4 separate regions of the Homo sapiens genome follow, and all the other regions are linked to region 1. The links are chromatin contacts, found by Hi-C or POLR2A ChIA-PET in ENCODE. All regions are on one chromosome and are shown on one strand. Each heading gives the region's core, a stretch centred on a gene start or an enhancer-like site at or near the end of the contact. The rest is flanking DNA. Distances are from core to core; before and after follow the strand shown. Region 1 overlaps BMP3 (bone morphogenetic protein 3). Region 2 overlaps CFAP299 (cilia and flagella associated protein 299). Region 3 has its middle 180 kb from the start of RASGEF1B. Region 4 overlaps ANTXR2 (ANTXR cell adhesion molecule 2).

Region 1 (5,864 bases), core at 1,493-3,992:
GTGTGTATCTGTTTAACTTTTAAAGCTTTCTAGTGGTTCCCTTTAAGCCTTCCACGCCTTGTGTCTTTCAAGTGGTACGGTGACCAAAAAGATGGGAAACATGCAGCCAAATGAAGCTGCTACATTAGGGGTAATTAATAAACATCCCTGTTATCTGCACCGTGTCCAATACTGCAACCAGAGTGAACTTTGTAAATAAAAATATAGTCTAAGCAACAGAGGAGAATCAAGGCCACTGGTCAGATCAGTACAAAACATGTGGAATAACTGAGGTGCCAAAGACCTTTCAGACTTTAGATATAGTTTTTGCCCCAGAGAAAGTTCCCCCAGGCTAGACTGCTTTGTTGGCCCTCCTTTCTTTTGGCCTCCTGAGCCAAAGAGTGTTCTATATGGCAGGGCTTTTTGTCTGCAAAAGTTGACAACCTGTTCTCTAATTCAGAACAGCTGTGTTCTTTCTGCCTTTCCCAAATTCCAGGCTTTGCCCTTTCACTGATTCCAATTAGATAGTTTCTGGGCTATCACACCCATGTGGGCTGGACTGGAAGAATTGTGGAGTAAAACTCCATGGCCCAGGTCAGGAATGAAGGCTCTTAGCTGATGACATGCTCTCCCCTGCTAATGCATTTGTAATCAAATTCAACTCGAGGACATCATACACGGCTTGGCAGGTGCAGGCCTGACCATTGTAGATTTCATTCACAGACACGGCAGTTTGGATTTTTCTGATTTCTAGCCCTTACAGCCAATCTGTTCTCCCAGAGAGAGATTCTTGGAATTCTGCCATGAGATGAAAAATACCCATACAGTTAATGCCAAGTTCTATACCTTTGCCTCTCCTCATCACCTTAGAAGAGATGGAAAACAGAAATTTCAAATGAAAGTGATTGAGCTGTTGTCACTGACAAAGATCCAAGAGAAGTTAGTTTTGCTTTTTTTTTTTCAAGGAATTTTGCAAAAGCTATAAATAGCAAACACATAGAATTAGGCAGCAAAGAATCTAAACACTTTGAACCAAGTATTCCATACAAAGAAGAAATTCACATTTAATGCGTTCAAAATGATACAACCTCAATTAATTTCCTGAATCTTCCAATTCTAATCTCTGGTCATAAAAATGAACTCCAAAAACATTAAATCTTGATGTGCTAAGTTACTTAAGCAAAAAATTACCTAACTGCTATTGAAGTCGTGCTTCACCCTCATTAGAAAGAGCTGGTAAGGCAAATACCACAGATATGCATTAGTAATTGATATATTAATTTTTTAACTTGTTTAATAAAGAGTCATGAGAAACATGACCTGAACTCAGAAACAAACAGAAATTCCGGACTGGCAATATGCTTTACACCAGCAAATTACCGGATGGATCTTTTGTGCACGATGTAATTATTTCTGTTAATGGCAGGTTGATCAGAGGATTTCATAGTGAGAAAAAAAAAAGCAGGGGAAACTTCCTAGTAATCTGAGAGGTTCCTGATAAGATACACCAATGCAGAATCAGGGGCTTCTGTCCAAATTCCAGTGAGCCCACTAGAGACTACTCATATACTCATAGTTTCTGAATCTATCATTTGTTACTTGAAGCTGTAAAAAAAAGGACAGGAATTTTCCTAGGAAACACCCATGAATATTATCCATATCTACACCAGGTCATTTGCACAGAAACTTGTATTTGTGTTGATAGGAACTATTTCCACAGAAATGGATAAAAATGGAGGGTATGTTGTTTCTTTTAAGTATTTCATCCATTTAACAAGCATTTGTTCCATGCCTAGATTATACTAGGTGCTCAGGAACAGCAATGCACAGGAGAATTTAGCACCCAAGGTCTCATCTAATTAAGTTGATCCACTTTGTATAAAATTCAAATATTATAGGAGTCATTAAACATTAAAATAACAGAATAATTTTGGAAAATCTAGTTTAAAAGTTTTCGCTTTATGACAAGCTATTTAGATTATTGAGTCATAAAAATAACTTTAAATCAGTAGAGAAAAGTGGATGGCTGCAAAAGCTTTCTTTAGAAATTACCAATAGCAATAACAAGCAATGGCTACTGACATTTGTTGTACAATACTGATTGTAGTTTGTGTAAGTTACACAGATATTATTGGTGATGCAGGGCATACAATGTGCAAAATAAAACAGCATGGACTTCCTCTCCTCAAGGGAGGAATAACTTGCTTTGTAATGAATTAAAGCTAATTAATTCAAAGTTAACCAGTCTTTTTAACATATACTGAAAATCTCTAGGAAAAAAAAGTAAGAACAGTTGCCCATCATTAAGTCTAATTATTTAGTTACTTATGCCTAATCACAATAAAGTTGAAGTCTGATGTATGGATTTTATTTCATTGATATTAAAAGATGGGATGAGATTTAACCTTTCTCTGCCAAAAATAATCCTTTTTTTCTTTTTTTTTTTAAGAGTATGCCTGCTTTCTATATTATTGTCTTCTCCCTTGGTTTGTATATACCCTTAAAGTTTTAACTTGTTCCAGTTTCCCATGCTGGGAGCTTTAGGAGTTTGAAATTAAAATACCAATCCACTGGGGCGGGGTTCCTCTGAGCCATGAGAAACATGGCTCAAAGTTCTGAAATTAAAAAGCGAAAGTTTTGGTCAAAGTCCTACTCCTGAATTGGTCTCTGGCAAGTTACCAAACTTCTGTTTCTCAATGTGTTTAAAACAAAACTACTTTCACCTGCCTAAAAGAGGAATCGAGAAACACAGGTGTTGCACAGTGGGGCATCTCTTAGGAAGTTCTTACCACTCTGGCAATACCTAACATTCTGGACTTGCAAAAATGACTGTTCCTTTAGTACTTTTAGCTAGAGCAGAGCTGTATGGGGTTCTCTAAATAAAACCACATGCTTCACATGAATGTTAGTGGTCCCATTTGGCATTTTCTCAGGGAAAAGATTCTTACTCAGGCTTCTTTGGTGAAAGTTCTGGTATCCATAGGATAACTTTAGGCCCTCATAATTCCCAGAGGGAATTCCCAGAGGACGTGGCCCACTCTTAGAACACAACTCCATGCCTAATTCTAAACCAGTGGAGCAACAGTGACCCCCAGTGGCCAATGGTGTGGTCTTCTTACCCCCCAGTTTGTACTTCTAAGGAGAGTTGAATAATTACATAGTGGAATAGTAACCATCCAATCCATCTTGGCAACTATTAAATTAAATAAATCAATACCCCTCTGACCTGCTTGGTTTTATTTTAACAACAATGCCTAAATATCAATATAGCAGTGGCAATAATGTATCTCTGTTAAATAGAGTGCTTGTTAGGATTTTGATTAATGTAGGGTCAATAACGAATCATTTTTTGTTTCAATCCTGTTATTGAAAACACCGTAGAGTGTATTAATTCCATGTTTGGGGGCTAAGTTGTTTGTAATTAAATGATTCTTGCTGAGATAACTTGGTTTAAATCCTCTACCATTTACAAGCTATTTGAACTTAGATAAGTCGTTTAAGCTTTTTGAGCCTTTGTAAAATGTAAGAAATGTTAGCTTTGTTGTGAGAATTAGAGATACTACATATAATATGCCTGGAATGCAGCAGGCACTTAATAAATAATAACCATTTTGGTAGTGGTGGGATAGGCGATTGGGCTTAATGTATAATGATGCCAGAGGTTTTATTAAATTGTTGAAACAAATTCATTAGATAAGCATTTTGTGTAATGAGGACTGAGGAGTGGAAACGCAGTTCCACCTAACATATGTGTTCTTCTTTCATTTCTTTCTCTAGTCTTTGAAGCCATCAAATCATGCTACCATCCAGAGTATAGTGAGAGCTGTGGGGGTCGTTCCTGGGATTCCTGAGCCTTGCTGTGTACCAGAAAAGATGTCCTCACTCAGTATTTTATTCTTTGATGAAAATAAGAATGTAGTGCTTAAAGTATACCCTAACATGACAGTAGAGTCTTGCGCTTGCAGATAACCTGGCAAAGAACTCATTTGAATGCTTAATTCAATCATTAGTTTATTTTTATGGACTTCTTCCTGTTTTTTTTTTTTTTTTTTTTGCACTGCCAATGCATTTTGTTTCAAAAGATTATTTCTATAGTCAGAGGGGAATGAGCAAATAGACTGAAGATTGCCACCAAGGAAAAGAACTGTATTTGTTTCTGAATGTAACTTAAAGCAAGATTTTTAGTAAATATGGACATCTATTTCTCTTTTTGTAATCAAACACAACAACTTATCAAACTGTTTTTAGAACTGTTAGAGAACACACTGGTTTATTTTTGTAATGTTCTTTGAAAACAGAATGGAGAAGCAGCAATAGCTTGTCATTTATCTCATTTAATGACTAATGGGAAATAGAGAACAATTTCGCGTTTTGAATTAGGCTTATTGCCTTAGAATCCTGAGAAAGTGCTAAATAATCAACTCTGATGTTTTTCTTAAGTTCTTGAGACTCTTGTTTATCCTTGTTTTTCCTCCACAAGTCATTGTCTAAGTGTAATGGAAAGTTTATGCTGAGCGTTAGTGTGTATGTATGTGCGTACATGCGCCAGGTGCCTGTGCCCTCTGTAGGATGGTTTGCTTAATATGGTTTTATAATTCAGTTTACACAGGATTCTTTATTTTTTTTAATTTTGTATTTTGGCAAACACCATTCAGTTATAAGAACTTTGCCAAATATGATAGAATAATTCAAGAGCATATACAGAGAGTTACCACTTGACCCAGCTATTTAATTGCAAATACAGTTGTTTTCATTTCATTTCCTACCAGAAAAAGGAATCAGAAACCTAGTTTTTGAAAACACAAGTGTAATTCCTCTTTTGTACTTCTTTTTCACAAATGCTTTTATTTATTCTAAATTGAATTTAAAAATCCTTCCTAAAGCCATTAACTCTTTAATTCTCCTGATATGCCTTTACTTCCTATGAAGTTATTGGTAGATGTTGAGGCCCAAAAACTGGTAGAATATTGAAGATCTTCTTAAATGACCAATTTAACCATAACCAAATATTGAATATCATTCTTCAGTCACATCTAAGTCAGGCACTTTTTCACATAGATCAGGGCTTTTGGCTCAGTCACGAAATCTACAAGTTAGCAAAGCTTACAAAACATTATTCGTCAGGTATGGGAATCAAATATAGACACTTGTTTGTCTTTGCTTTCCATTTCTATGTGTCACATACATATATGTGTCCTCTTATAACTTTAGTCTTCAAAATTATTTCAATATCCTTCTTCTCACTATATTTATTTGTGTGATGGAAATGCTTTCAGGCCGTAGATCATTGTTGGTGTTAATCTGTGGTTAATCCTCATTTTAGTTCCGTCTTATCTGATACTTAGAAATATCTCAGCCATTTTGGAGGCTGTGCAGTATCAGAAGACGTGGAGTTTGTTCTGTCTCTGCCTGTAGCTAATTATGGTGGTTCAGTCATTTAATAAATATGTTTTGAGCATCTATTTTGTGAAAGGCACTGTGTTACCTGTGTGTCTTTAGTGTCCTCACTGGTAAAATGAAGAGGCTGGCCATGAGCTGGAAGGGTTAAGTTTATAATTCCAGCTATTTCACACCCGTCTTCCTTGAAGGAATGATAGTGATAGATATAAAAACACTGTAAGTCCCTCTTTTAATAAACTAAATGAAAGAACATCCTATACTTCGCTGTTTGTAAATTAGTATGGCATTCGCTTTGGTTTAAGTGGTATTTTATTGCAAACCCATTAAAAGAATAACTCATGAAAAGAAGCTCTTTGACACCTTGGGGTACACAAATGTTGGTGTGGGTGTGTGTTAATTCTGTGAGTGAGACACACCAGTTCTAAAAAAAATGAGTGAAGTTCTGGTGCCTGAGTTACCATGCTTTCTTCTAGTTCTTACAGTAG
Region 2 (6,490 bases), core at 366-2,865, 590 kb before region 1:
AATCAACAGAAAGGAATGTCTAGGTTAATATAAGGGGGTGTGGAGACTGAAATTTTGGTCTTTTCATGCAGATGAAGCCTCCAGGTAGCAGGCGTTAGAGCTCTTAGCAGAACTAAAAAGATACCAGACTCTTAGTTAATTCTCTCTTGGATCAAAGAAGAGACCTGGAAAAAGAAAGGAGGTTCTCTACAGAACGTAGATTTTCCCCACAAGAGACAGCTTTACAGGGCCATTTCAAAATATGTCAAAGAAATATATTTTGGGATAAAATACTTAGATTTCTTTCAGGGTCTGCTGTCTGGATATGTCAAAGAAATATATTTTGGGCAAAATATATTGGGGTAAAATACTTAGATTTCTTTCAGGGCCTGCTGTCTGTCATGTTGGTATCTTACTGCTAAGGAGTGTTTGGTCAGCCTTAAGGTCTCTGTTTTAGTGTTAATTGCTGGTCATCTGCGCCTGAATTCCCAAGGGAGGAATGTATAATGAGGCATGTCTGAGCACCCATTCCCATTATGGCCTGAACTAGTTTTTCAGGTTTACTTTAGAATGCCCTTGGCTAAGGGAGTGGTCCATTCAGTTGGTTGAGGTGCTTAGAATGTTATTTTTGGTTTACAAACTTTAGGTGGTTTACCAGTTATATTCAGGGATCATCCTGTATTTCATAATGCTTCATTTTCTCATTTTCTTCAATTATTATTTTGCACTTCACTATGAACTTCCTCACTTGGACATATGGATTTGCATCCTATATCACAGAATTAGAAAAGACCTTGAAGTATGAACTTCCTCAAACTCCTGCCCACTTCCCTCCATCTATAAACATGTCTGTGTTCATCATGACCACTTTACCCCAGTTCCATGGAGGAACTCATTCTCCTTCTTCTTGAGGCTTATGACTCCGCTTGGATTCTAATCTCATTTACCAATCTAAATCCTTTGGCCATCCTGGGATTCCCAAAGGGCAGTAACCATGCTAATTTAATCCAACCTTGGATCCCCAACACTTAGTGCAGTACAAGACAAATGGGCATTCAAAACCATAGTCTCAAATGAGAAGATAAATGCGTTTTCTCTCTTGTATTTTCAACATCTTCCTTTTCACTGACACTTTCCCCTTAGTATATAGTCAGTCAATTCTCTTCTTATTAAAAAATAAATGAAGTAAATAAACCTCCCTCTACCTTTATACTCCTCTAGCTCCTGCTGTATTTATCTTCCTTTCATGAGCAACCATTCTGGCGGAGCAGACTATAGTAATCTACTCCTCTACCCACCACAGCTAGACTTATGTCCCCATTGCCCCACTAAGCTGTTCTTGCTAACGTCAACAAAGACTTTGTAGTTAATAAAAAGCTAAACCAGCACTCCTCAGGTCTTTCTCTGACAAATACAATTTTGTTGTCACTCCCCACCTCCACCCCAATATGTTTCTCTGACACAGAGTTTGGGTTTTATCTCCCTATCCCTTCCCCACCCCCATCTATTTGCCTATTAATTGCTAGTCATACTCATTTGCTTTCTTATGTCTTCATAGATTCTAAGTGATCTCATCCCACCCTTGCTTTTCCAATTTACAACAGCTCAAACCTCTGCCCAGCTTCAGATCTGTTTACCAAACCACGTGATCCAGAGATGGGTGATCTGGAGATGCTTCAAATTCAACATGTCCCAAAGGGCCCTCATTAGTCTATTACTCAGCAAAACTTCTTCCTCTTTCTAGTTTTTTTCCTCAATGAATGACAAAGTCCTAATAACAGCATATATAGGAAATTTTAGGGGATTTTTAAAAAAAATCATATTACTTCAGTCTAGAATATTGGAGAATGAGATAGTAAGGGCAGGACAGGAGAAGTTGACCCCTCAAGACAACAGAATCAGGACTAGATGAATACCCAAATGAAACTGAAAGTAGAATGAGAACTATGAACATCGTCTTGTTTTGTAGTTGCAAATATTTGAAAAGAAATTGCCTGCTTCCCCAAAACAGTGATTGGGGCAGAAGAAAACTCTAAAACCTGTTTCTGGGCAACATTCAATCAAATAAAATGATTTTTTTTTTTAATTTTAATGTCTTTTTAACACAAGACTTATTAAAACTTTTATAAAACAAAGGAAACATCAGCCTAAACACTCAAGAAGAGAAATACTTTAAAAATCACCTATAGCAAATGGCTATTTTAAAAAACACTACATGAGAATGAGTCAGTTAAGAATGAATGCTGCAAAATTACACAAAGAAAGAACATATCATCAAAGGATCCTCTGTGAAGAATTTTATGAACAAAAAATGATATTAATGTGATTACATATAAATATTTAGTTGAAATGATCCTAGGTCCTTCTAGTTCTTCATATATTATATGTATTAGTCTGTTTGGGCTGCCGTAACAAAATACTACACAGTCTGGGTAACTTAAATAACAGACTTATTTTTATACAGTTCTGGTGCATAGACGTCCAAGTTCATGGTGCAGTTAGGGTTCGTTTTTGGTGACACCTTCTTCCTGGCTTGTAGATGGCTGCCTTCTTGCTGTGACCTCACATGGTCTCTTCTAAAATTGGTACCAGTCTTATCAGATTCGGGTCCCAACCTTATGACCTTATTTAACCATAATTTCCTCCCTAAAGGCCCTATCTCTAAATAAGGTCACATTGGTGGTTAGAGCTTCAACCTATGAATTTTGGGGCCCACAATTCAGTCCATAACATTATACTAGACAGAGGGGAAGTTCACTGAAGTCATGTTTTCCTATAAGTAAGAAATATTATTACTCCATGTATAACTTCACATGCACAAACGTTCAAGCTCTGCCAACTGGACCCGCTCTTCATTATCCACAAAAGTCTGCAACATTTCATTTCTAAAGTTAAAACTGATTTTAAATAGAAATGCATAAAAGTATCCATATTCAGCCAAAATCATGTTATTTTTGGCTGTCTTTGACTAAATAACAAGAAAACTCATTTTGACTTTATTTTGTAAATTTTTTTTTTAAATGCACTCTCCAATCAAGAACTTCTATGCCAAGTTTAAGCCTGAAACAAATGTTAAGACCAAATTATAACTCCCCAAAAATGTGGAAGTTTGCTAGATCCTTAACATCACTGTACCGCCAATTGCTTGCTGCAATATTTACTTACATTGCTAGGACTGAAGCTAAAGGAAATGGAACTCAGTTGCATAATTCAAGGCACATTAAACTAGATGCTATATTTTCTATGGATTTTACTCTTTTGTGCTTCTACTAAGAAAATGGATGTTTTTACCTGGAAGTAAGAAAAGATGACATTCACTGGCCATTCAAAACATTGAAATGCTAACTGGTATAGCCATGAGTGTCTTTTAATTTTCCAGTTTTTAAAACTTTGCTTCTAACATTTCAGAGCTTTACAGATGGAGTATCTCATCCAGGATTCCAAACTTCAAAGGCTTAAAAAATAAACTGCAAACTAGCAAACTTCTCATTTTTGTTTTACTTCTGTTATTTTTCTAACCTTTCCTTTTAAACACACTCTTTCTTGCTCTTGCCATTTGTAGATAAAGTTAGTAGTATTAAAATAATTCATTTTAATAAATTCTAAATGTGTTCAGCTTTCTGTGAGTTGGACCAAATGACATACAACCTGTAAACTCCAGAAATTTTATAGCTTCTTGTACCTTGTCATAATATTTTGACATCTAGTGAGCTTTATATTAAAAAAGTATCTGGAATATTATTAATTAATAGAAAAACAAGGATCCTGTGAATTTCAGTGAATATTTTTATGTCTTTTATTTTTAAGTTATTTAATATTCTACTCTGACAGGATTTTTCTCCTCTTCTATAAGAATAATGCTTTACGAATGGTATTAAAGTTATAAATTATTTTATAATTCCAGTTAAAATTAACTTTCCATGGCTTACTTGTTTTAAGGAATTAATCAAATTTTAGTTATAATTTATATAAGGATAAATGTTATAATTCTTGGGCATGTGTAGAATATAATTCTTCTGTGTGGAACCTATTAAATAATCCCAGTTGTTTTTTTTAAATTACTACCCTTTTCATTGTATGTATTCAACCTGCTTCCCAGCAGATGCAAGTCAAGAAAACAGAAAAATAGAATTTGACATTTCTACTTTATATGATACTGTAATTTGGATAACTCAATTAAAAATGCTAGAAAACTCATAAGTAAACAAATCAAATAAAAACTTCTAAACAGAACTACAGACTAAGCTGGCAGGAGAGGAGGGTGATGTAAGTGAGGTTCCTTTTGTTCAGGAGTCTCAGAGCCCTGGAATGCCAGAGAAAAGAAGGGCAGGGTTTGTCACCTCAGACAAGAGGGAGAAGGTTGCAGAGGGTTATAGAGGCAGATTCCACAATGCCCCACAGATCCCAGGAGCAACCTGCAGTTATGTACTGTGGGGAGCGGTGAGGGACCCATGCATGTGCTACAACTTCCTATATTCTTCACTAGCCTTCCATCTTGTGCACATTCTAAAAACTCTTGCTATATTATGAGAAATTAAAATAGGTCCTTGGCCTCCCAAACCCCTATGTACCCCATGCCCTGGAAGAGTGAAAGAGAAAAAAACCAAAAGAGAAATAGAATGACATACAATAAAAAACTAAACCAAACAGACCAAACACACAAACATAAGGAATCACAAACTTCCAACACATTTTGGAGCTTGTCCTCAACATTTTAACACTCTTTGAGCTGTTCTTTCATTGAACCTACGTGAGCTGGGTTTCTAAAGCAGACGGTCCCAAAGAAAACAACAAGAAAAGGAATGCTGAAGGAATAAACACTACATGTGATTAACATTCACAACCCTGAGGATTGCAGCTGGACAACCCCAAGCTGTATTTCACACTCAGAGAAATGTAAACTCTTCTTTCATTCGGTAGCCATAACTTCTGGGAAGAAAGAGATCTTCACAGAGGTCCAGAGAAGTGCAGCAATTTCTAGGTTTTCAGGCTCCTGGCTGACATTTTTAAATTTAAATCTGAAAACAATTCAGGTAACCTTAGAAAACAAAATTATTTTCTGATTTTGCATATAAGTTAATAATCAAGGACAAAATAGCTTTGATGTAATGTCACCTTCGACCTGAATGGCATCTACTTAAATGTAAAAAATGGCATAAAGTACAAGTTAAATGCCCTTTTTGAGTCCAGATCTTTCTAGAACCTTTTTATAAAAAGGAAATATAAGTCATGGAAATAACACTCTAAGTATTCATTGTTACTTTATTTTAACCCAAAGAACTGATTATTTTAAGGTTCCAAAAATTCTATTGGAATTGCTTATAAATGTTTGAAGAAAGGAAGAGTTATGAAGGTTTCCCTCAAAACTTTTTTTAAAACAAATATCCATGGCTATCTAAAATAAGTGCAAAGTATCTTGAGCCATATTTCAAAACATTTAACCTGAGGGCTTAGTTTTGAGGTACAGTCCTTTTCTGGACTGTTTACCAGCACTAAAACGATGGTAAAAATGGCCATGGAAGCCTTCCACACTTGGACGAATTGTTTTGCTTCTAGTCTCATCGAAGCCAACTTTAGCCTACTCCAAACCACAGAGTCAGCAAAAGCAGTATTCTTCATCCCTCAGTCCCTGAATCCTGTTTTCCTTAATCTGCACAGGGCATAGGCACTGCCCCTGACTTCAAGTAATCTTTTCCACCATATTGATGCCCTCTCACCCCATGCTTTTGCAATCTTGCATCATGTCAGGCCCTTGCACTGCCATAGATAGTGTCAGAGCAAGCAGAGATGTATGCCAGTACCAAAAGGTAGAAAACTGTGTGCCAAAGTTTTGTTGAGAAACTTGATGAAAGGTAATCTCATGCCTCTCTGTCAATTACAGGGGAGAGATGGCTCTCAATTTTACATAGTAGAATTTAAAATTCAATAGTTTAGCTGAAGGCTATGGAGCTATGGTCTTGAACCTGTGTTTAAATAGAAAGCCTGTTGTTTTTTGTCTTAGGTTGTGTTTTCATTTAAGGTGGGTTTGGAGCAGTAGTATGTTGGAGCCAGCATTCACAAGCCTGCAAGTCAATTGAGCACGACACTTCTCATATTTGTTGTCTGCTAGCAGCTTGAAATTGGTCAAGGTGAAAGTATTTACACCACTGATACTGGCAAATGCTATCAATCGTGACTTTCCCATTCCCACCCTCTCTAGGTTTGGGCCTATTGATGGTGATTGAAGCAGAGCAGCCAAAGCTGTTCTAAGTCTATACCTTGATGTACCATTCTTACAACTTCCTAAAATGCAAAGCTTGTCAATCCTTATTTCCCTTTTTCACTCATCTTCATTTTGCTCTAGATTTCCTCTACAGATGAATAGTCCCTTCCTCTTTCCAACATTCCCCACTCTACCTTTATTGTAAACTCACCCGCCTCCTCAATCTTTTCAAAGAAAGAGTTCCTTAATTCCTTGCCTTGCCCCAACCTGGCAGGCTTCTAAGGTCACAGCTTCACCTGGGTCCCTCTT
Region 3 (6,459 bases), core at 2,659-5,158, 600 kb after region 1:
ATATAGGACTTGTCAAAAACAAGTCATTTTTTAGGACGACGATGTCCATTCAATATTTGGGACATGTATGTTTAAACAAATACTTGTGGTATATCTGAAATATAAATTTAATTGTATATCCTTTATTTGTATTTACAAAAGTTGGCAACTCTTCCTGGATGGTAAAAAGACACCTTCAAAGAGAAGCAGAAAAGAGGCTTCAACTGGAGCATATGATTTTAGCAAACAAAACTGCTCCCCAGATGAGATAACAACAATAAGAACTTAAATTGTATAGGACTTAATGGTTTTCAGAGAACTTTCATTGGTATTACTTATTCACTAAACAGTTGCTGGGCTTATGCTAAATAAAAAACACTTAATCCTAACAAGTTATTTGCTCAAGGTGGCACAGATGCTAAGTATAGGAGTTGAGACCTGAATTTTTCTCTTCTAGTTTCTGGCTTAGTGCTGGTTCTTGATAGCAGAGGTTCTTAAACTTTAATATGCATCAGAATCACCCACAGGGCGTGTTAAAAACACAGACTATTGTACCTTCAACCAGTAGTAGTGTGAGACAGGGCCCAAGAATATGCCTTTCTTACAAGTTCACAGGCGATACTGATGCTGCTAGTGTTGGAACCACACTTTTTGGAAACCACTGCTTTATACTATACCAAGGCATCTCTTTTCTAGCAGGATGGAATCTAGAAACACCTACCTTCTTTGGAAGAAGAAAAAAATCTATGTGGTATATCAATGCCAAAGGTCTTTTGACAACATATTCATTGTAAAGACAAATAGCTAAACCCTTTCTTTTCTTTGAGTTGTATCATTTGGAGGTTGGAAGTTAAATGTACATATGAGGAAGCACTTTAAAATGAATGTGGTGCCTCTGCTTTACTCTTTTGAACACACTGGTTTCCATTCACAGATGTGGATGCTGTCCAAACAAGCTGGGGGTTTTACTAAAGTGTAGGAGGCAGGAGTGGAATTTGCGTGTGTGTGTGTGTGTGTGTGTGTGTATGTATGTATGTATGTATGTGTGTGCATGAACAGCATTTCTGGAGGACGGGCTGCAAAGAACTTAAGGGTCACTACAAAACTGCTCAGGCACCTAGAAGTTAGAATTCCCAGTACCTTCATCTCTAAAGTCATGTTTTCTTCAGATCATAAAACCTGATCTTTTGAACGAAAAGCCAAGAAATGGCTCTTCTTTATCTAGAGTCAATTGCATCCTCTCTCTCTTTCTTTTCTTCTTTGCTTGCCTCCTTCATACTCCCACAGCAACCACCTACCAGACAGGAAGATAAAATAGAAACCAAGAGGAGCAGCCAACTGTAAAGCAGTCAACTGTGGCTGCCAAACCACAGGCAGGCGTAGGGTGAGAAGGGGGGATGTGGAAGAGAAGAAAAAGAGCTATTTATTCTCTGGGTCTCTGACTGGTAATTTCACTGTCTACATAAACAGTAGCTGAGAGCATTAAAAACAAATACAATTATACTACCAACATGGTTCATATTCTTGGGGTCTCCTCTCCATGGGTGGGTCCTGAAAGTCTTTTGGGGACCTCCAATACTCCCCAGCCGACCCCAGAACCCCTAGCCAGTAGATATACCAGTACCACTCATTGCACTCCAGGTTAGCAACCACCATCTCATCTACCCAAATAGTTTCTTCAGCTATGCAACAATGAAGGGTCATTGATTTCCTTTTAAAAATTTCAAAAGCATGAATGTTGCAGAAAACTACAAAGAACAATATAACAACAAACAGTTGTAGCTCTATGGTCCAGATATAACAACTTTTAACATTTGACTGTATTTCTTCCAGGTTTTGGTATTTTTTTTAATGGAATTAAATGACAGACATAGTCAAACATATTTTTCAGCCCATCCCTTTTCCATTATCCTTCTCTGACAACATATATAAATTTTGTATGGTTCTTTCTCAGTTTTAAAAATTATACATATATAACATGCATCAGAAAACAATATATATTATTTTTGTTCTTTTTTGTTTATATAAATGATTCATACTGAGTGTTCTTTCTCCTTATTTTCACTCAACATAATGTTCTTAAAATATAACCAGTTGATGTAGGTCATTACTTTCAACTGTTCATTTTATTTAAATATTCCTCTAAAAATGGACATTTAGATTGTTTCCAATTCTTTACTCTTACAAACAATGCTACAATACCGATTGTATTATATGACTCTGTGCACTTACACCAGAGTTTCTGTTGGGTATATATACAGAAGTAGAATTATGGAGACTTTAGTATTAAATCTTGAATTTTACTAGATGATGTCAGTATATCTTGAAAGTGGGTCTATCAAATTACATTCCCAAGAGTAACGCAGGAGAGTACCATTGCACCCGCATCCTGACAACTCTCAATATTGTCAGATGTCTTAATTTTTGCCAGTCTGACATATTACAATAAAAGGTGTCCTGTGTTGTTTTAATTTTCATCTTCTTGTAAATTATTGAGTTTGTTCCGGTTCAGATTGCCTTCTTTATGACTTGCCTGTTCACATCCTTTGCACATTCTTCTAGGTGGTTATTTGTCTTTGCTTACTGATTTGTAGAAATTCTTTTAAAATATATTGTGAACAATAGTACTTTATCTATTATTTACAAATATTACAAATTTCTTCTCCCTGTCAATGGCTTCTGTTTTAACATTGTTTATGAGTAACTAGTTACTAATTAAATACAGAAGCCAAAAGAAGTAAGCACAGACTCTGGACTTGGCACTATTACATGAACCCTTCAATAAGCTAAAAGATGAAAAAATTAAGACTCAAAAACAAAGTTGTAACTAGAGGAACCAACGTTTAAAGTTGCATCTGGAAACCACAAATCTAGTGTTCTCCACAAACCAACACACTTTCTCATGTGTTCCCTCTTGCAGAAACATTGTAAAGCCTTATCACTCACTGTTAAAATGTGCAAAGATAGAATTTATGGCATCAGAAATATTTAGGAAAGCTTGCTAAAAAGCCAGAGATTTTTATTTTTTAAAACTGGGATTAGTCATAGAAATATGCATTGTAAACAAGCTTCCCAGGTGATAATGATACAGCCTGCCAGTGAGCCAGACTTTGAAGACACTCTTGACAGACAGTTGAGAAACCAGAGCTCTTACTGAAGCTGGTGGGGGCCCATAGAAAGTCTGGGTGTTCCAGCTGCCAGGGCAAATATTTGATGTGCCTCCCTCCTGCTGATCTAGAGACTCCATGAGGTTAGGGATATGCCTCTTCTGTTTACTCCCAGCATCTAGCACAGTGCCCAACTCGGTAAATACTTGTTGAATGAGGAAATGCTCTACTTAACACATTCTGTAAGCCACTGCCCCTGGCTAGGAAGAGTCTTAGGAAATCCCGCACCTAGCCTCAAATTCTCAACTTATCTCTCCTGTTAAAAGGGAGATAGGCACCAATGATTCATTCCACATGCCAAGTGCTCTTGGCCTCAGTTATTGACCCTCTGGACTGACAATTGTCATCCAAAAGTACATATCATGAAAACAAATGATCCTAATTATGGTTGTATCTATAAAATGACAGTCAATTCAGTAGAGAAGCAAATTTATCTAACTCTTTACTATGTGAAAGCAAATACCCACAGTTTCTTTGTAAGCTAATGCTCAAAAGGTACTTATTAGTTCCCCTTTCCATACCTCTCTTTTCACCTTATCCTGGTTCCATAAAGTAGAACAAGTTCCTAAGGGCCCCATAACTAATGAGTTCTCTTTGAGGAAAGCATGATTCATTGAGCCTAAGCTTTTAGCCCTGACAATTACCTGCATCCAGTTTAAACCACCCCTGTCTTTAATCACAACTGTCAGCATTTTCCTTCCTCTATGCTTTAGTCATACACTGTTGAGAAGATCAGTGGGTCTTCTCTCCAAGGCAGGCCAGCAATGATGCCTTTAAGCTAGATAAGAACGTACCATGGCAGATCTGGCTGTGATGCAATGTTCAGAGATGTTTAGCAGGGAAGAAAAAAAAAGTCAGCATGTCTGAGAGCTTTGTCACCTCCAACCAGTTCCAGTTCCTTAAAGGAGTAGATATCTCTGAATATTCTCAAAAGGTGTAATGAAGAGAGGCCCAGAGAAGTATATCTGAGTGAAAAGTAGGATACAGTCATGAGGGGATGCAGTTCAGGGAGGTTCTCACTTATCTTCGATATTTTTATTTTTAGAAATAACATTAAAATTATTTTAAGTATAAAGATGTCAAAACTCCTTATAGGCTTAATCAAGAAACTCACGGAAATGTTACTGAAAGATAGAATGAAGTCATCTTCTCCATAGCTAGAGGAGGTGATACTGGGACGCTTATTTTCTCATTCCTAAAGTGTGGTGAGATCAGTGGCATGAGCTGCAGGTGGCAGCTGAACAGAGGTGGGCGGAATATCTTCTCTGGAGGAGGGTATGGAATTCATTCTCTCTCTTCCACAGGCCAGCAGCCAAGCACAACCCTCTTCTGATCTTCAGAACAATTGGCTTCTCTTCAATTCTTCCCTGGAAGAGGCAGACTGAAGGGGGATCCACATAGAACTGTTGTTTGGGCCTCCTGCACTGTGGGTGTGTGTGGGAGACACTTACAAGCATAATGCACACAGAGTATAGGAATTTATTGGCTGGTTTCATCAACTGACTGTAGTTTCTACAGCTCAGATGAACCAAACCCATTTTTTTGCCTGAAAAGTTATATATAGCCTCCTGAAAATGTTTTAAGACATGTAATTCTGATTAATTTGCACCTGACTCATAAAACCATTTTTCCTATGAGCTTAGTATTATATGATAATTACTTTCTGATCTTTTTAAAGCTCTTGGCCATGGAAACAGGAAGTGGGAAAACAAACTGGAAAATAAAAAAGTTCAAATTTAGGGCAAAATCCAAGAGTCACGAAAATTCTGGCACTATGTATTTTCTGATCTTGACATCACAAATAACCAGTTTTGCCACAGTTGTTTTGAGAAGAAATAAAGACTAGAGTTAAAACAAAGTGTCTGTGGGAGAAAAAAAAATCATATCCCAATTGTTTCCTTATCTTTTTTACACATAAACTAGTGTTTGATGGGAAAAAACAAGATGGAAAAATGACTCTTGGTCTTCTTATGACAGGTTGATTCATACTCCTCATGTCTCAAAAGCTTCAAGCTTCTCAAGCCTCTCTCCCATGATCCAATCTTTCTCACCTATTATTTGCTTCTCCCCTCTCCCCACAAGTGCAGGTATGTGAGTGTGTGTATATGGGTGTATACATGCATGTGTGTGCATGTATGTGTGTTTGTGTGTGTGTGCATATGTGTCCTTCACTCTTACATCTTATTTCAATGTTCCAGAAGCCAAGACATGAGGCAACCCTTCTTGGACCAATAACTTTCTCTTTTCCCTGGCCATACCCCATGCCCCTGACCTCTGCCTGCCGTCTGACAAATAAGTAATTGTGATTTATGTGATCACAATCAACTCTCATGTCTCTAGTGCTGCCTATGCCCCCCATACCGCATTTGGTACTTCACATGTCTCCCATTTAATCATTAACATAGCCTATGGCATACCCAATAACATCTCCATTATACAGCTAAAAAACCTGAGGATCACAGTATGGAAGTCCCACATCTAGAAAGTTTTGGTTTTAAGTTTCGAACTCATGTCTCAGTGATTCCAAACCCCAAGATGTTTCCTCTACATGACACCTTTAGGAAGAGAAAAGGCCAGAGAGTGTAATAAAGGTTAAGGCACGTTTTATCTAATTGTTTTCATCAAGTTATCTTTAAAGGCAAAGAAGAGTGAACGTATGTGGGAAGGCAGGTGAATCAGCATGTTGGAACTGAAAAAGACGTAGTATGCTTTTGAGGATGTTAGTCTGAAGCACTCAGTTACAAGCAGGTGATTTCTTTGAAGACTTCTATTTATCTTAACAATTTTATTCTAATTTTGCATTGTACTCTATAAATATTGATGTGTGCTATAATGTTAAAGAAAAAGGTTAAAAATACTTGCCATTGACTAAATTAATGCTCTAGGAAGATGTGCCATGTTTCTCCTGCTAGCCTATGGGTCCTAGGTACCTTGCCATTACCCTTGGGATTGCTGTACCTCAGGGTGAAAAACAGAAAAAATACATCCATTTCCACTATGGAAAATATAACTAAAAAGTACCTTTCTTACAAAGGGTGTGCCAACAGGGTATTATTTTCACTTCAAAAGGAGTACATTACTATTAAGGATCATAAGGTAGATTTTGAATACTTAGAAGGTGACTACAGAGACAATGGTAAATAAGAGCAGTAGAGCAAAAATGTTGATGACAGGGAATTATTTCTGCAGCTTAGACCAGTTTTCAAAACCTAGCACAGAGACTCAATTAAATGTTCAATTCCCAGCAGAATACAAATAATTAAAATATACAGAGGCAATAAGGTAGTAGGAGAAGAGCTTTAGATTGGGACTC
Region 4 (6,504 bases), core at 407-2,906, 990 kb before region 1:
ACATCAAGGAACTTACTGGGGCCATACACAACATTTATATAGGTACATGTGTGTATACGTTTATATCACATGCGGTTATAAAATATGTCAAAAATAATTTCAAAACATTTTGTCATGCTGCAATATTGTGTTTCAAATAATTGAAATAAATAATCCATTCACCAGAGCCTTATATACGTTTTAAAAGTAACTTCTTGATTGTATTTTTATATCGCAATAAAAAATATTATCAGGCAAGTTTTCCATCTCATAAAGTTTCCAGGTAACAGAAGACAATGTTCAAGGTATGACCCTAATCCTTCTCTTTCCTGGTTCACTCATCTCTATTAACTCTTGCTAATTGTCTTTTTAAATATTTGGTTTAAAGTCTACCTATTCTGAACCATTCTTTAAGTTCATTACACTCTTATTCTGAGTCACCCCAAGCTTTCTAGTCATACTCATATTCATGTTTTACCATAATAAAAAAAAGTTCTCTCCTAAAAACATTCAACTTTCTAATAATTTAACTAATTTAATTTAAATATTCACTTTTCAACTACACTGAAAGTTTACATTAGGCTATTACCATGTCTTTTATTTATGCTGTATTCCCCTGCTCTGTACTTATTATAATGTCATTTGCAAAGTAAGTGTTCAATAAATTTTTCAATATATCATAAAAAAATTATAATTCCAAGGATGATAGCATAAGTTATGTAATTCATAAGCTTGTTGTATCTAAAATATTTACGTTTGATAGCTACAGAAACAACTTGAAACTGATTGTGTCTGAATGCAGATAAAAGTCAAATATTTGGTGCTTTTCAGAAATGAGTGGCAGTGTGTCTTTGAGCATTAGTGTTTGCTGCCAACAAGTGAAATGCAAGTTTACACAAACAGATTTTGCATAAGACAGCCTTCTCCATTCAGTTCAAATCAGCTCACCATTGCTGCTGAGTCCCAGACAACACCAGCACAAGACTTTAAGCTAAAGGAACTTCCCAAACGTGGATTCAAGGTTTTTTTTTGTACAGTCAGGTATCTGCTAGCTTATTACACTGGAAGAGAGACAGCAGTTTGCGGTTTTTCTATCTGTACCTATACCTGCACCATAAGATTCCAAGCTCCACTCAATCCCATCATTACTTTTGCAGCTGCATGATCCTAAGAGGAAAGTGCTCCTTTTCCATAGCCAAGAAAAACACATGTGAGTCCTGGCCTTGTACTCCCTTCAGGGTAACTACCTGAAGTCTGTCAGCCTCTTATCAATCAACAAGGTATCACTTTAGGGGAAACAAAGGCCAAAACAAGACAGGGCAGACAGATCTCAGACCCTTGAAGAATCCCAAGCAACTGAAAATAAATATTAAGTTTTTCAATTGGTAAACAGTTAACGGTGAAAAAGCAAAATAATGTGGTAGGTTAAAAACAGAAATCATTCATCCCCACTGTAATGTTAAAAAAAAAAGCCTCTAAATGAAAGCGAAAATGACTAAAATTTTAAGAACAAGAAGAAAGAAAGGTTATGTTATAAAGATAAGTTCAACTCCTTGAATTCAACATCTTAGAAGATCAGCTTCACTGAGTTTGGCTTTCAAGTTATGTCTTCAACTACAGGGAACAGCAATATTGAAACTACTTTGTATTTGTTGTGAAGCAGTTGTCAAGGATGCTGCTGTCATGACACGCATCGTCCCCTATAACATTTCAAAGCAGAAGTTTCTTTGTCACCCCCAAGTAGTTGCTATGTACTTCCTCTTTTCTGCACTTGACAACCATGCAAACTTATTTCTTGTCCTGACTACTGGGGAAGCCCACAGTAAATTTCTTACTCATTCACAAAATTCTGTTAAGTTCATGTGGTTATCATAGTGTTTCATCCCCTTTTCCAAAATTTTAGCACTCTTCTTTTTATATTTTATTAATTTTCTGCAACACTATTAATTTCTATGCAGCCTCAAATACTTTTTTGAAAGAGACAGGAATTGAACAAACAAAATGTTATATTAAAGCCCTGGTTTTCTTTAATTGAGAATTGGGGGACCAAATTCCATTATCAACTGGAGGGAAAAAGAGAAAGAGAGGAGGCACACAAACACCATATATATATATATGGTGTTTTCCTCGCTTTCATTTAGAGGCTTCATATATATTGGAGACAGAGTTTCACTCTGTCACCCAGGCTGGAGTGCACTGGCACAATCATAGCTCACTGCAACTTCAAACCCCTGGACTCATGCAACCCTCCCACCTCAGTCTCCCAAGTAGCTGAGACTACAGGCATATACCATTATACCAGGCTACTTTTAAATTTTCTATAGAGATGTGGTCTCACTATACTGCTCAGGATGGTCTTGAACTCCTGGCCTCAGGCAAGCCTCTCATCTTGACTTTACAAAGTGCTGGAATTACAGACTTCAGCCACTATGCCCAGGCTTGGCTAATTTTTTAATGTATGAAATTAGCACTTTCAGCTCTATTTGTATCTCCCTAATTTCTTTGCTGAGAAGGGCAGGGAAGGGAAGGAGAGGGGAGAAGAGGAGAGGAGTGAGGAAGGGAAGGGAAAATAGCCACCACAACTGCCATGCACTGTGCCATATCAGTAGCTTTTCTCTGAAACACTTTGGATGTGGAAGGTATGCAAGGCATTATAACTAAAATAAAGATAGACTGAAATCATGGTGTCATAAAACAGTCTGCAGGGAATCCTGAATTGACCAACTAACAATGAAGGCATAATTTTATTTTCAGTATCTCCTACTTTTTCTTTCTACGATGTGTCTGTACAGTACTTGAACTTTCCAATGCACATTGTCTTAACTTTCCAGATTTCAAAGCTCTTTCAGGATTTCAGTCAATGAGTCTACACTCATCTGTTGAGCATCTGTTGTATGTGAACACCGTGATTCTACACAGTGATGTGAGAATTCCTCACACTCAGTCCAGGGGTCACTCACATAAAGCTCTATATATGCACTGTGGTTCTCCACCCTGGCTGTACACTGGAATCATTTGAGGGGATTTTCAAAAGCTCTTCTGGACTCTATTTGAAGAGATTCTAATTCACATGTTTGTGTTGGGTCAGGGTTATCACTGGCCTTTGAAAACTCCCCAGAGTATTCTAATGCGCTGCCAGGATTAAGAACCTCTGATCTAACCTAATTTTAAAACTTTCTTGTGTTATTGGAATGCGTTTTGAATTACCTATTTTGCCAGTCATTGCTTCTGTATGAGAGTTTTGGGTAAATAGGATAATCTCTTAAACCATAAATAGTTTCTGGGATGGTATGGATGAAGATGTGCATGAGCTTATAGACAGAATAGAGATTAGTTCCAAGCTCAACCTTGTTTCTTCATTTATAAAATAGGAATATAAATATCTCCCCCATGGGGCCACTGTAAGGATTCATTACAGTATATTATTATAAATGTCCTATTTTGTTATTAGTTATGGTTGTTAATCTCTTACTGTGCCTAAATTATAAATTAAGTTTTATCATAGGTATGTATGTATAGAAAAAAATAGTATATATAGGGTTTGGCACTACCTGTTGTTTCAGTCATCAACTGGGGTTCTTGGAACAGATCTCCTTCAGATAAGGGGAGTCTAGTGTACCCCAAAATTAGTGGTTATCAGCAAAATTGATTGTTTCTCATGGCACTGTGCATTGAATGAGCAGTTCTCATGCTTCACATGCTGCCAGTTGAGCCACTGGAATGGCTAGAAGCGGAATGCCTTCACATGGTTAGCAAGTCGGTGCCAGCGCTGATACTGGCTGTTGCCTAGGAGTTCAGCTAAGACTGTTAACCAGAGTCTCGATTCTCCTCCACATGGCTAGGTTGGGCTTCTTCCTAGCATGGTGGTCTCAGAGTAGTCAAAGTTTTCATATGACAGATGGTTTCCAAGAAAACAATAGAGGAAACTACCATGCCTTAATAAATCTTAGGCCTGGAACTCAAACTGGCAGTTTCATGTTCATGTCTGCTGCATTCTATTGACTGAAGTAAATAAATCGTAGGCCTAGACCCAGATTTTAAAAAGTAAAAAGTGTGTGTGTGCCTCTGTGTGTGTGTGTGTGTGTGTGTGTATTCTATGCTTCATTGGAAGCCACCAAAGAAATAATCTACCACTAAAACAAAAAGCCTCACACACTCATGTTGTCAAATGCCAATTTATATAATTGCAGGAATACTATAGGTATTTATATCATAAGTAAATTATTTTCTTTACTCTCAATAGATTATTAGCCACAGACTTAATCTGCTTGAAATAAACAGTAATTCCAAAACAAAATGTAGCAATACATAAGGATTTTATGATAATTAGCCAATTACACAGCATCCTGAAATGTTTCTTTTAGGGTAAAATTTAATAGATTGAGTAGAATATGAAACGAAAATGTTCTCAAGATGTTATTTATGACTATACAAAATTGCTAATGATTTATAATTCACTTAGAATTCACTTAGAATTGTACTTTACCTGAGCTATTGCATATGAAGAATTTAGTAAAATATGTAATATATAGTAACTGCTCAGTAAACTTTGATACTTTTATTGTCTCCTTCCATTAATAAACCACAAAATTAACCTGAGTAAGAAAAATAGAAAAAAACTGTATGAAGAGAAATATGTTCATTCATATATACCTGCTCTACTTAACTGTGTTACTATATACTACTGCCCTACATACTGCTTAACGGATGAACCTCTAACAAGTAATTTGTTCTCACCAAGTTCCTCAATTTAAAAATTGTTTAAAGGTTTCAAATGAGTGAAAGATTTTTTCTAAAGACACACATTGCTATTGCTAATACATTCTAAAATCTTGGGAACTAATGGGTTTTAGCTGTATCTTACTATAGTCTATGTAAAATATGCTTATTGTTTATTTAACATGTCATTCTAATGCCAACATAGGCCAAGGCTTCTGTGGTCCAGAGTCCAGACCAGCAAATCCAAGGTAGCAGTCATAGATCCAGAAATATCTGCTCACAAAATACCCTGTACAATCTGAATTTTGTCAAAAATATTCTCCAATTTGGCCTGCACCTACCAAAATGTGGTACTCAATTCACACCTGAAGTTCAGGCCTGCTGCGTTTTGCATACTTTTACTCCATTTTCCCACTCACTGCCTTACTAAATCATGAAAAATCAACCCCTGCATTTTACCACTTCCGTGTGCCAGGTCTGTCTCCCAGGCATGAGTAACAATGTACTTAATTTTCTAGAACATGCTCATAAAACAGATGTGGGACTTCAGCGAAAGTGACTGCTAACATGTCCATCACTAAAATCTGAGTTGCTGCCCTGCCTGGACCCCTCAGGTTTAGCACAATGTGTGGCCAAAACAGACTTTTCAAAACAGGAGTAAATACTTGCCTAATGGAATTTTTTTTAGCTAACCCAACTATTGTCTCATCTTTTCACCCCCTCACTGGTTTTTAAGAATAGAATAAATTTAGGGAATGACGATGTTTTTGAGTTGTGACTAATTCTGACTGATTGAAAACTGGAGAAGGAGAACCCAGAGAGTGTGAATACAGTGCGGTGGTGAAGTGCTCATGCACAGCATCAGGCCTGGGTGTGAACCCTGGCTCTAGCTGCTTAGCTGTGTCACTTTGAGCATAGTCCTTTGATTTCTTTAAACATCTGCTCGAATCCTGATACATCATGATGAAAATAAGGATGGTGTCCACTGATAACTGCCAAACCCCATGTTAGCCTTGGCCTCCTTCCTATGCAATCATCAAAGCAACAGCAAGAAAAGAAAAATGAAAAAAAATGAAAAACTATAAATGAGAAAAAATTAAAAGGTAGTTAGTTGCAGGTAGGCGATAGAAGCAAAGAAATAAAAGTGAATTGATAAAGTTATAAATACCCATTGTGTTCTCTTTATGTGTAGAACCTTAGTTAGTCCTTCTCACACATTATACTTTTCTCAAGATTGCTGTATGGTAGGAATAATTCACTCTTATTAACTGGCCCAGGAATTGGGCAGCAAGAGGGTGAGTAATTTGTTAGAAGTCACACAGCTAGTATGTAGCTCCTATGCCTATTCCACCCAAGGTCCAATTCTGGTCCTTTCATTAACAAAAAACCTCAGGACTCTCCATAGTAATGGTTGAATATGCTCTATTCCTGAATGCTTCTTGTTTCCAACCTCTGAATTCCATTTTGATTCCAAGATAGTAACATTAATTTCAGCATTTTTTTTTATAAACAATACATTCTTGTTGAAATAAAATCAAACCACATATATATATATAAATTAAAATTGTGAAGGTTTTTTCCACCTTCAATATCATGCCTAAGACAGTGTCATTGTTAACAATTTGTTGTATGTTCTCTAGACTTCTTTTCTTGCATTTTCAATCACATACACCCCCCTCACCATATAAACAGTTAGGGATTTTGTTTTCTTTTTATTTTATAAAAATAAAATCATACTAAGAGTGTCTGCTACTTGCTTTTAAACTTAGTATATCTCTTATATGTTCTCTTGTAAATATGTACAGA

What was found. Hi-C counts contacts between places; a loop is a spot of excess contacts on that map. ChIA-PET counts read pairs that join two places held with the same protein, here RNA polymerase II (POLR2A). Pooled maps may share reads with other maps.
Region 2: a pooled map shows a loop between it and region 1 (2.2-fold over the local background). The contact joins two enhancer-like sites. A Hi-C loop is called at or near these places in 6 of 168 maps with a recorded cell type or tissue (CD4-positive, alpha-beta T cell, CD4-positive, alpha-beta memory T cell, Calu3 and 3 more), 1 of 37 single-sample maps with no recorded cell type and 9 of 50 pooled maps.
Region 3: a map with no recorded cell type shows a loop between it and region 1 (6-fold over the local background). The contact joins two enhancer-like sites. A Hi-C loop is called at or near these places in 2 of 37 single-sample maps with no recorded cell type and 2 of 50 pooled maps.
Region 4: a map with no recorded cell type shows a loop between it and region 1 (11-fold over the local background). The contact joins two enhancer-like sites. A Hi-C loop is called at or near these places in 1 of 37 single-sample maps with no recorded cell type and 2 of 50 pooled maps. POLR2A ChIA-PET finds 5 or more read pairs at or near these places in 1 of 52 experiments (T-cell).

What each region holds. Positions count from the first base shown.
Region 1 is chr4:81,049,589-81,055,452 of GRCh38, forward strand. BMP3 (bone morphogenetic protein 3) reads left to right here. Exons shown (of 3, transcript NM_001201.5): 3 at 3,757-5,864. The coding sequence ends at 3,948. Among named protein-coding and RNA genes, the nearest start is that of BMP3, 22 kb to the left of the region's middle. RefSeq lists a silencer at 2,690-2,739. Within about 2 kb of position 2,743, at least 2 of the 41 ENCODE cell types and tissues checked have a DNase peak (open chromatin) inside an H3K27ac peak, as active enhancers do.
Region 2 is chr4:80,461,101-80,467,590 of GRCh38, forward strand. The region is part of intron 2 of CFAP299 (cilia and flagella associated protein 299); the gene reads left to right. Among named protein-coding and RNA genes, the nearest start is that of CFAP299, 130 kb to the left of the region's middle. Within about 2 kb of position 1,616, at least 4 of the 41 ENCODE cell types and tissues checked have a DNase peak (open chromatin) inside an H3K27ac peak, as active enhancers do.
Region 3 is chr4:81,647,788-81,654,246 of GRCh38, forward strand. No RefSeq gene overlaps it. Among named protein-coding and RNA genes, the nearest start is that of RASGEF1B, 180 kb to the left of the region's middle. Within about 2 kb of position 3,909, at least 4 of the 41 ENCODE cell types and tissues checked have a DNase peak (open chromatin) inside an H3K27ac peak, as active enhancers do.
Region 4 is chr4:80,057,240-80,063,743 of GRCh38, forward strand. The region is part of intron 3 of ANTXR2 (ANTXR cell adhesion molecule 2); the gene reads right to left. Among named protein-coding and RNA genes, the nearest start is that of ANTXR2, 13 kb to the right of the region's middle. Within about 2 kb of position 1,657, at least 7 of the 41 ENCODE cell types and tissues checked have a DNase peak (open chromatin) inside an H3K27ac peak, as active enhancers do.